Regions from separate parts of the Homo sapiens genome. Here region 1 is linked to region 2. A link is an interaction called in ENCODE POLR2A ChIA-PET data of the cell type or tissue named here. Cell type or tissue: GM12878. All regions are shown on one strand. Each heading gives the region's core, and the rest is flanking DNA. Links, peaks and the distances in the headings are about the cores only.

What was found. ChIA-PET counts read pairs that join two places held together with the same protein. Peaks named below come from ENCODE experiments on the same cell type or tissue, not always from the same donor. Only the 100,000 strongest peaks of a DNase experiment are listed, where the experiment ranks them.
Region 1: POLR2A ChIA-PET joins it to region 2 with 5 read pairs; 3 of 35 experiments call an interaction of 5 or more read pairs at or near these places.

Annotation. Positions count from the first base shown.
Region 1 is chr14:50,217,975-50,223,333 of GRCh38, reverse strand. The region is part of intron 1 of SOS2 (SOS Ras/Rho guanine nucleotide exchange factor 2); the gene reads left to right. Among named protein-coding and RNA genes, the nearest start is that of SOS2, 11 kb to the left of the region's middle. In GM12878, for the core only: no CTCF peak of the experiment used is centred there; no DNase peak of the experiment used is centred there.
Region 2 is chr14:49,990,146-49,995,713 of GRCh38, reverse strand. It overlaps LINC01588 (long intergenic non-protein coding RNA 1588), which reads left to right. Exons shown (of 4, transcript NR_126498.1): 2 at 2,841-2,936; 3 at 3,389-3,458. LOC105370485 (a long non-coding RNA gene) reads right to left here. Exons shown (of 4, transcript XR_007064159.1): 4 at 4,201-5,568. Among named protein-coding and RNA genes, the nearest start is that of LINC01588, 15 kb to the left of the region's middle. In GM12878, for the core only: no CTCF peak of the experiment used is centred there; DNase peaks (open chromatin) are centred at 1,953, 2,136, 2,553 and 2,985; H3K27ac peaks cover 947 bases.

The DNA.
Region 1 (5,359 bases), core at 41-5,040, 230 kb before region 2:
CCAACTCCTGGGCCCAAGCATTCCTCCTGCCTCAGCCTCCAAAGTGTTTGAGTTACAGGCATGAAGCACCACACCCGGCCAACTTTTTACTTGATATTTCCACAGAGGCATCTCAACCAACACTGTATCCTTTTCTTCCCCTGCAAACTTGTTTCTTTTGTAGTGGTTAACATATCAATAAATGGCTACTCCATCCTTCCGGTTGCTCAAACTAAAAATCTTAAGTTATTCTTGAATATTGTCTTTTTTTATACCACACATCTAATTTGTCAGCACATCCTTTTAGCTCTACCTCAAACTATATATTTAGTTACCGTTTTATACTTTTTGACTTTTACCACCTGGAACCAAGTCATCATCACCAATCTCCTGGAATATTGAAATATCTTTTCAACTGGTCTCTGATCATCTGCTCTTGTCCTATTTAGTTTCTTTTTCTCCCCAAACACAAAGAGATAAGTGAGATCATTTCACTCCTTTGTTCAAAACCCTCTCAGTGCTTCTCAGAATAAAAGTCAAAAAAGTCCTCCCAAAGGTTTACTAGGCCCTCTGCAGTCTAGGGCTGCCCCACCTCCCGCTTTTACCTCTCTGACCTCTTTAATATTGTCCCTTGTTTGTTCTGCTTCTGCCCCATACTGGCTTTCTTGTTTCTATAACGTAGACATGTTTTAGTCTTAGGACTTTTGTACTTGCTGAATTTTCTACCTGAAACACCCTTCCCTCAGATAATCACGTGGCTGGCCCTTTTACCTCCTTTAGGTCTTTATAGTCAGACATCATTTTCTTGGAGAGATTTTCTCTTACAGCCTATCTAAAACTGCTACATCCTCCTGCTTCCCAGACAGTCCCACATCAGTGTTCACAGTATTTTTTCCCATAAACCTGTATCTCCAATATAAATGATGTATCCAGTTCTCAAGCCAGAAACCTAGTCATCATTCTTCCCCTCTTTCTCATGCCAGGCTAACATGTATTCATCACTGAATCTACTTGATTCTTTCTCCTAAATTAGGAGTTTTCTAACTTTTTTTGCTGTGTATCCCCAAAAGAATTTTGAAAAACTTGCACATTTTTATGCTGACATCTAGAAATTTTCATTTTACATTTAAATAGTTGCAGTAGATGTAATTTCATATGTGTTATAAATACTGATGTTTTAAGGTAAAACAGTTGCATCAGTCTTTTAAATGTGCTGAATGGAATTTAAATACCAAAATAATTTGATATCCACCATCATTTTTTAAAAATACACATGAAAAGTGTGTCTTTAAAAGTTGGAAATTTTACATTGTCCTTTTTTTCTCTGTGAACTTTTTTCATTATATTTCCCCTGCATAATTCTAATATGATATTTTTAGATTTAAGTCTTTAATCGCACTTTTTTATTTATACTCCTTACAACAACAAAAAAGTCTACATATTGAATTTAAAAGGATTTTCCCTACAACCGTAAAGCTTTAAAACCTGTCTTTTGAACTGAATTATTATTATTATTATTATTAAAGTCTCATTCTGTCACCCAGGCTGGAGTACAGTGGCATGATCATGGCTCACTGCAGCTTCAACCTCCCAGGCTCAAGCGATCCTCCCATTTCAGCCTCCTGAGTAGCTAGGACTGCAGGCACATGCCACCACACTTGGCTAATTTTTTAAAAATCTTAAAGATGCTTTCTTTTTATTTTCATGGGCCTGTCCCCTCAGGAGGATGTATTTTTCCACTAGGCTAGAGGATGGAAGAGGCAAGATACTTAAATGAAAATATTTGTAATTATCTCTTTGTTTAGTGTCTAGGATTTATTTATTGCACTTCAGAGCAACATGTATCCTATAGAGAATTTCAAGATAAGTGAGAGATCTGCCTTTCTTAGTAAAATGAGAGGGCAACTGTGAAAACAGGTATAAAAGGAGACCCTGCTTTACTCACTGTGTGCAGGCACCTTGTCAGGCAGATCTTCTTTAGGAAAGAGTACATATGGCTGTTTAGAAAGTGTCCTGACAGACGTGGGTGTTTGGCCTGGGAATTTATTAAACATAAGTGAATGAAACAAATTTAATAGCGATCTTTTCCCAGTTCACAGGGGAAAAAAAGCAATTATTTTTTCAATTTTATTTTTCTTCCATAAATTAGAAAAAAAAATCTTTGTTGTCTGCTGCAATTTACTTGCTAGTGAGTAGTGAAAGATTGTAAAATAAATGAGCGAATGATCATGGAGGTTTTAAAGGGAAAATGGCTTTTAATACTTTTTGGTTTTTTTCTTAGAAACATGTTCCTGTAGTTTGATTTTAAGTTTTAAAGTCATTACTAGCATTGTCCCTGCTGTGATAGAATATGAGTCTTAAAATTTCACGTTCTGCAAAGAACACTGATTTCCAAATGATCTGCCACTGGAACAAATTGGGAACCATTTTTCTAGCCTGTACTGTCTTGGGTTTACAAGCAAATGACCTGCCTTTATGGGAAGGTGCTTCTGGGTCATAGGCCATTCAAAGAAAACTTTGATGACAAAAATTTTTGCTTCAGCTAATCTTTTTTACATATTTGATTATATTATGGTAAGCTCTCACCTAATATTAAGTAGAAATAGCTTCTTGGCCTGTACTTATCTGCATTTTAAATAAACTTACATTGTGAAAGCCTGCTGAAAGTACCTAATTAAGAGCATGGACTCTGAGAATTATTAATGGACAGTGGGAGGAATAGAGAAACGTAAGAGAGGGAATTCCTTCATTTATAATGTTGTATGAGAACCAGGTCTCCAGATACATTTCCAGTGAAATGAAAACAAATTTTATGGAGTTTAAAATTTTTTCCAGTATCCAGATAATTTCAGTGAGGCCAAGAGATCTGTTTGCTGCTGTGAATCTATTTAACAAGTATTTACTGAGTGCTTTCTTTATGCAGGGTCTGTTCTTTTTTTTTTTTTTTTTGAGATGGAGTCTCGCTCTGTCGCCCAGGCTGGAGTGCAGTGGTGCTATCTTGGCTCACTGCAAGCTCTGCCTCCCGGGTTCACGCCATTCTCCTTCCTCAGCCACCCTAGTAGCTGGGACTACAGGCGCCCGCCACCACGCCCAGCTAAGTTTTTTTTTTTGTATTTTTAGTAGAGATGGGGTTTCACCATGTTAGCCAGGATGGTCTCGATCTCCTGACCTCGTGATCTGCCCGCTTCGGCCTCCCAAAGTGCTGGGATTACAGGCGTGAGCCACCGCGCCTGGCCCAATGCAGGGTCTGTTCTTTTAATGACATACTAGATTACCTGTATGCTAAGCATACAGGTGTAGGGAAATAGGAGGAGGAGACCGAAAACAAGAAATGGGAGCTGGTGTGGTAGTGCCCACCTGTAGTCCCAGTCACAAGGGAGGCTGAGGTGGAAGGATCACTTGAGCCCAGGAGTTCGAGGCTTAACAGTGAGTGGTGATCACACCACTGCACTCCAGCCTGGGTGACAGAGCAAGATTCTGTCTCCACACCTCTCCCCTGCCCCCCAAAAAACAAACGAGAAATGGTTCCTGATCTTAATGAGTTTAGAGTATGCAGCTGTGGTTTCAATTTTTAATTATACACTTTGATTAGAAAAATGTTGCCTTAGAATATTATATTTTAGAATTATTTTTTAAAACCTTACTGGGATGTAATTGATATAAAGTATATATTTACAGTACATATATTTACAATGTACAATTTGATGTTTTCAACAATGTGATAAGTTATATATACACAGTAAAACCATCCCAGTAAAGCTAGTAGACATATCCTTCAGCCCCATAAATTTCCTCTTGACTGTAATTCTCCCTCCTATTTCTCCCCACTCTCAGGAGACATCCCAAGCCATCACTAATCTGTTTTCTGTCATTATCGATTGCATTTTCTAGAGTTTTATATTAATACTGATAGAATCATACAGTACATACTCTTTTTTTTCAATCTGGCTTTCAGCATGATTATTTTAGATTCATTTATGTTGCATGTATCAATAGTTCATTCCTTTTTATTGCTCAGTAGTGTATTCCATTGTGTAGATATACTGTGGCTTGTTTATCCATTCACTTATTTATGTACATTTAGTTTTTCAGATCTTGGCTATTCAAATAAAGCTGCTATGTATATTTGTGTACAAGTCTTTGTATGAAGATATGTTTCAATACAAAGAATGGAAATTGCTGGTAATTACCAAAGAGTGGTTGGATCGGATAGTAGGTGGATGCTTAACTTTTTTTTTTTTTTGAGACGAAATCTTGCTCTGTTGCCAGGCTGGAGAGCAGTGGTGTAATCCTGACTCACAGCAACCTCCGCTTCCCGGGTTCAAGTGATTCTCCTGCCTCAGCCTCCTGAGAAGCTGAGATTACAGGCACGCCCCACCACGCCCGGCTAATTTTTCTATTTTTAGTAGAGACAGGGTTTCACTGTATTGGCCAGGATGGTCTCGATCTCTTGACCTCATGATCCACTCGTCTCGGCCTCCCAACGTGCTGGGATTATAGCCATGAGCCACCACGCCTGGCTGCTTAACTTTTTAAGAAACTTTCAAACTGTTTTCTAAAGTGGTTGTATAGTTTTACATTCCCACCAGCAATATAAGAGATCCTGTTCCTCCTGCCAATACTTGGTAATTTAATTTTAGCCATTCTAATAGCAGTGTAATGGTACTTTGTGGTTTTAGTTTGCATTTCCCTAGTGATTAATGATGTTCAACATCTTTCATGTTTTTATTTGCCTTCCATATATCTTCTTTGGTGAAGTGTTTGTTCAGATCTTTGGCCCATTTTTGTTGAGTTGTTTTGTTTTTTTGTTTTTGTTTTTGTTTTTTTTTGGGGGGATGGAGTCTTGCTCTGTCGCCCAGGCTGGAGTGCAGTGGCACAATCTCAGCTCACTGCACCCTCCGCCTTCCGGGTTCGAGCGATTCTTTCACCTCAGCCTCCCAAGTAGCTGGGATTGCAGGCACCCACCATCATGCCCTGCTAATTTTTGTATTTTTAGTAGAGACAGGATTTTGCCATGTTGCCCAGGCTGATCTCAAACTCTTGGCCTCAAGGAATCCACCCACCTTGGCCTCCCAAAGTGCTGGGATTACAGGCATGAGCCATCTCACTCGGCCTTTTTTTTTTTTTTTTTTTTTTCCTTTTATCGAAGTTTCATTATATACCATTCTCTTAATACTATCTTTTTATCTTTTTCTTTCTTTCTTTTTTTTTTTTTGTTTTTAAGAGATAGGGTCTTGCTGTGTTGCCTAGGCTGGTCTTAAGCTCCTGGCCTCAAATGATCATCCTGCCTCAGCCTCCCAAAGTTCTGGGACTACAGGCATAAGCCACTGCACCTGGCCTATACTATCTTTTGGAGACCAAAAGTTTTTTTTGTTTGTTT
Region 2 (5,568 bases), core at 258-5,257:
CAACAGTAGTGGGCAAGAGCACATGGTGGGTGAGCACACAGCACCCCCTCCTCTGCTCACTGCACCCCAACACTCACCCATGCAGCCCCACCCCACTTGCTTGGAGTGTCCTGCAGGCGAGGGGCCACAGTGTCACTCCCACCACAGAGTCCCACTCTCCTGTTCTCTCTGCCACTCAGAGGACGTCTAGACCTGTGTTTCCTGGACAGAAGTCAGCCCTGGGAGCCGCAGTTTATGCCTTCCTTCGCCCCCACACAAATGCAAAAGCCTCCTCCCCATTTACTAAGCCAAAGAATGTCAGGATTGAATGTTTTGAAAGAAGAGTTAAAGACAGCTTTAGCCCTGGCGTTCCATAGCTCCTTATTAACACAGAGACTTTTCATAACTCTGAGACAGCTGGAGACACATTTCTGTGAATTCAAAACTCCTGTGAAGGACGCTGGCCTCAAGGGTGCAGGGGAGGCTGGTCAGGTTTCCTAATCTGCTCTTGGACTCAGGGCAGGTGCAGCTGGTGTTCTAGACCACAGCACAATGGCAAGAAGGCCCCTCTGGAGCAAGTCAGGGTCCAGGCGCTACTGGCCCCAGGTGAGCCCAAGATGCAGGCTTCAATGCCAAATTAACCAAGAAACAGACAGGACCCAGGGCCCGAGCACACAGACAGCCTGGTACATGCGGAATCACACACTGATTTGCTCATGGGAGCTGACTGTGAGGGCTGACATCGCCTTTGGACTGAATTGTGTGGAATGTGCTGAAAGAGGCTTTGGAGTCAGAAAATGTTAGAGCCTAGCAAGACACTCTAGAAAGCATCTGCTCCCAGGGTCCCCAACAGTGACTGCTCTTGATAATCATGTAAACATTTCCAAAGTACAGATTCCAGCCAGGCGTGGTGGCTCACACCTGTAATCCCAGCTACTTGGGACGCTGAGGTGGGAGAATCAATTGAACCTAGGAGGCGGAGGTTGCAGTGAGTCAAGATTGTGCCACTGCACTCCAGCCTGGGTGACAGAGTGAGACTCTGTCTCAAAAAACAAACAAAAAACAACATACAGATTCCTAGGCTCCAGCTACCCCTGCCCCAGCACACACACACGCACACATGCACATATGCACACACATAGATTCTCATGAGCAGCCAGGTTTGGGAACCATTGGTGTAGCCCAAACCCTTCCATTCAGTTTCTCAAGTACAGTACTATGTTCAGTGACATTTCCAAGGCCACATCGCTGGTTTCGCAGGACTGGGATTACAGGACAAGTTTCTTGACTACAACCCAGGGCTTTTTCCACAACACACTATCTATCTCCTGGATGTACCATAAAGGAGGCTGCCGATGTACCCCAGAGATTTTTGGATGTGGAGAGAGGGTAAGAAGCATAGCCTTTGTGCTTGTAAAGTAAACCAAGGTAATTTTCCCCAATATTGGCCTCAGTCTCAAGTCTCTCTGGGCAAGAGATTCTGCCTCTAGCTCTACAATTAGTACAGTTTCCCTTGTTTTTTGAGAGGGGATGAAAAGTACTGTACATGTGTGTGGAGACTTCTCTGTGCCTCAGTTTACCTCTATTTATTTATTTATTTATTTTGAGACGGAGTCTCGCTCTGTCACCCAGGCTGGAGTGCAGTGGCGCGATCTCGGCTCACTGCAAGCTCCGCCTCCCGGGTTCACACCATTCTCCTGCCTCAGCCTCCTGAGTAGCTGGGACTACAGGCACCCACCAGTACGCCCACCTAATTTTTTTGTATTTTTAGTAGAGACGGGGTTTCACCGTATTAGCCAGGATGGTCTCGATCTCCTGACCTCATGATCCGCCCATCTTGGCCTCCCAAAGTACTGGGATTACAGGCGTGAGCCACCACGCCCAGCCAGTTTACCTCTACTTAAAATGGAGAGAGTGCCCAGCACCCTTCTACCTTCTCCCTTGGGGCTCTGCAGATTGACCGCACAAAGATTGACCACACAGATTGATTGACCTGTGAAACCCCAAGGCAGAAAAAGAAGCTTTCTGTGCCCACACAGAGGTGTTCTTAAAGTCAGGGTTGCTCTTGGCACACATATTAATAATCCTGATGTCTAGGTACCATTGCAGATCCTTTGGTTCCCCTCTACCCGTTCCAGGAAAGACTGCCTGTCTTCTCCGAGTTTCTTGAGGGCTGATGAAATATTTCCTGAATGTGATCTCAGAAGGAATCCCAGTTTTGAGGGACCAAACAAGATTTTTTAAAAATTAAATACTACTACTAAATAGCTGGTATTGAGTTAATCCTAAGTGCCAGGCATTATGCAAAACACTTTACATGCATTATGGCATTTAATCCTCACTACAACCCTAGTGAAATAAATATCAATATAATTAAAAGTATAAATATAAATGAAGTGTTATAATAGTCTCATTTTACAGATGTGGAAAATGAGGCTCAGAAAAGTTCACGTGCCCAAGATCACACAGCTGCTAAATGACAGAGCCACGATTCAATTCACATAGTCATCTCTAGAGGCAAAGCTCTGGTAAAGGGCTTGATGACTGGTCACTGTCGTCACGAACTTGACCTTTCCTGCAGCACTGCCTGGTACTTTCCCAGTACAGTGTTCTGCCCTGACACAGCCAAGGCCAAGGGCAGTGCAGGCACAGCCACCGTGACTCTCTGCTGGGAGGTTAACAGCTCCATCAGTTCAGGGACTGCCTGACCCAGCCTGACCAAATTAGAGCAAGTAATGGGTGTGACATAATTTGACATGTACATTGTTAATTGAACCCAATGGGAGATGATTTTAAATAGAGGCGAATACCACGCTGTGAACTATTTGGGTTATGAAGCTCTTATTCTCTTATCCTTGCAGGAGAAAGAATTGTGCCATGAAAAATGGAAAACTCCTGAGAAGCTGTTCCAGCGTCAGGAGAGCAGCAGACAAGCTGGACTGGGGAAGATTCTTCCTGTAAGTTTCAGAGATTTCACTCTCATTTCCTAGCATCTTACCCCCAAATCCTCTCCAAGCCCAAATCAAGAACCACAGACTCTAGTCATCTTTCCCCCAGAGACTTCCTAACTGGGGGACTGGAAACCCCAATTACAAAGCCTGCCCTCATAAGACGGCAAAACAGGCACTGCTTCAAGTCCCCAAATGCAGCCCTCACAGCAGTCTCCCTTTCTGAGTTTCAAAGAACTAAGAGCCCACCCCGGGTCCTCACTGAGGGACTCATGCAGGTGCAGTCTCTCTGGGCATCACCCTATGCCCAACTCCTAGGCCTCTTCCCTCCTCACGATCAAAACTTACCTGTCCTGTCTCCCGTGCCCTCCTACTTGCTTCCCGACCTTCATAAAGAGTACAAGTGCCCCATGTGCTAGTGCCACCGATCCTAATGGCTTATGATGTGTTTATCCTCTCAGGCAAGACCTGCAGAGTGTATGACACATAACCAGCACCCAAGAAATGTCTACCGAGGAATTAATGAATGAGGTAAGTTGAATGAATGAAGCAAAGGTTTTTCAGGAAATCCCGCGCCTTACCCCAAATCAATAAGTCTAATACTGGGTTTCAGGCTACTGAAAATGAAATTTGAGGGCAATAGACCTTTTGGGAGCAATTTGCCTTTTAAAATATTAAAGTCCTTTAAATAACACTACCTGGTGAGGATGACGAGGAAAAATATAGGGCATAGGGTGGCCTCCCCACAGGCATTTTTCTTCTTTTCTCTTTCCTAACAGGGTCCCATACTTCCTAGCCATGCTGTTGGCAGGGATTAACATCATTGCAATTCTCTGGGTAGACCTTGGGAGGTTTAAACCAACCAGTGACCCCTATCATCCTAGCTCCAGAGATTGGCTTAGGGATAGTCACCCAATGCAGGCCAATGCAAGGTGACTTTGCCAGGGGCTTCTGGGAAAGAAGTTTCCTTTCTCTGAGGAAATGTGAATGAGGACATCCATAACTCAGGTTGTGTCTGGCAGCCATCTTGTGATCATCTGGCAAGACAGCCCAAGAATAAAGCCGTCACCATGGAGACTAAGAAGAGACAGAAAGACACTGGGTCTTCATTGTCTCGTCCAGCTGTTCATGAGGCCTTATCTGAAGCCCACGTGACCTCCGGACTACTCACTTACATGAGAGAATAAAGCTCTTTTTTGTTTAGACCAAATAAATACATAATACAATTACATAATCCCTTGATTCCTTTTTATGACTGAGCTCAGAGACTATATTTTGTCATTTTAAATCACCTTTGTCTTACAGTTTATTTAACTGAAACAAATAAACAAACCAAAACACGCCAGTTTTTCACTCCTCTGTCAAAGCCTTTCCAAGATCACTAAGCTTGTGATGTCCTGGGTGAATGAAGAAGTAACAGTGTTTTCAACAACATAGAAGCTTATTTCTCTCTCATATAAAAGAAGGCTGGAGTCTGGCTGGTATGGGAGATACAGCATCATCAAAGTTTTATCTTTTCGTCCTGCCATCCTTAGAATATGGCTTTCATCTTCAAGATCACTTCCTAAGCTATGAGGATGCAAAGGTATAAGAATGACATAGCGGACTTTGGGGACTCGGTGTGGGGAGAAGTTGGGAGGGGTGAGGGATAAGAGACTACATATTGGGTACAGTGTACACTGCTCTAAAATCTCAGAAATCACCACCAAAGAACCTATCCGTGGAATCAAAAACCACCTATACCCCCAAAACCACTGAAATAAAACTAAAAATTAATTAAAAAAAAAAACAACATAACTTCATGGTCCAATGTGACAGCTAGAGCGCCAATCATCATGTTAAACTTCCTGTTCCAGAAAGGCATGGAAGGAAGGGAGAAGGAGAAAAAGGAGTCTGTGAGTAGTCTATTCCCTCTTAAGGAGTCCACAGAAGACTACCCAACAACTTCTGCTTATGTCTCACTGGCCCTCAGGCTGCAAATGTGGCTTCCAAGTGTAGTCTTTCAGCTGAGCACACTGCCACCCAGATTAAAATCTGGGTTATGTGACCAAGGAAAAAGAGGAGACTGGATATTGGATAGGCAACTAACAGTCTCTGCCGCACCCTACTTAACAAACTGGCCCAGCTTCTGTGTTCAGATCTGATGCTTGGTGCCCGCAGCTCCAAGGAGACCCCATGGTTCAAGCTGCAATTACTTGCTCCACAGGCCCTTACCAAGGAAAGTCAGGTTTTTTCCCTCCTGAGGATCCTCTGACCAGCATCTTCAGATTTTTTTTCAGTTAGAAGTATTCATTGGGCACCTGTTTTTTGTTTGTTTGTTTGTTTGTTTATGACCACATCAGTCTTTCATTAGAATCTTTGCTTTATCTCATTGCATAGTTGAATTTCTTCTCTGCCATGTTCCAGTCAGACCCCATTCATACTCACCCATCTTTGTTCACGTCTTTCCCTAGAACTTTGTTTTTGCAACATGGGTCCACTCTTCCATAGTTAGTTTCTCACTTCCCTCTGGCATTAACTTTCTCAATCTAGTGGATAAGGCACTTGTGGCCCAGGGTAACAAGAACTATGGTTGGTTGGCAACAGCAGCTGAGTGGGGCTGGTCTTCTCCGAATCATCATGAAGGACAGGGAATTATTTT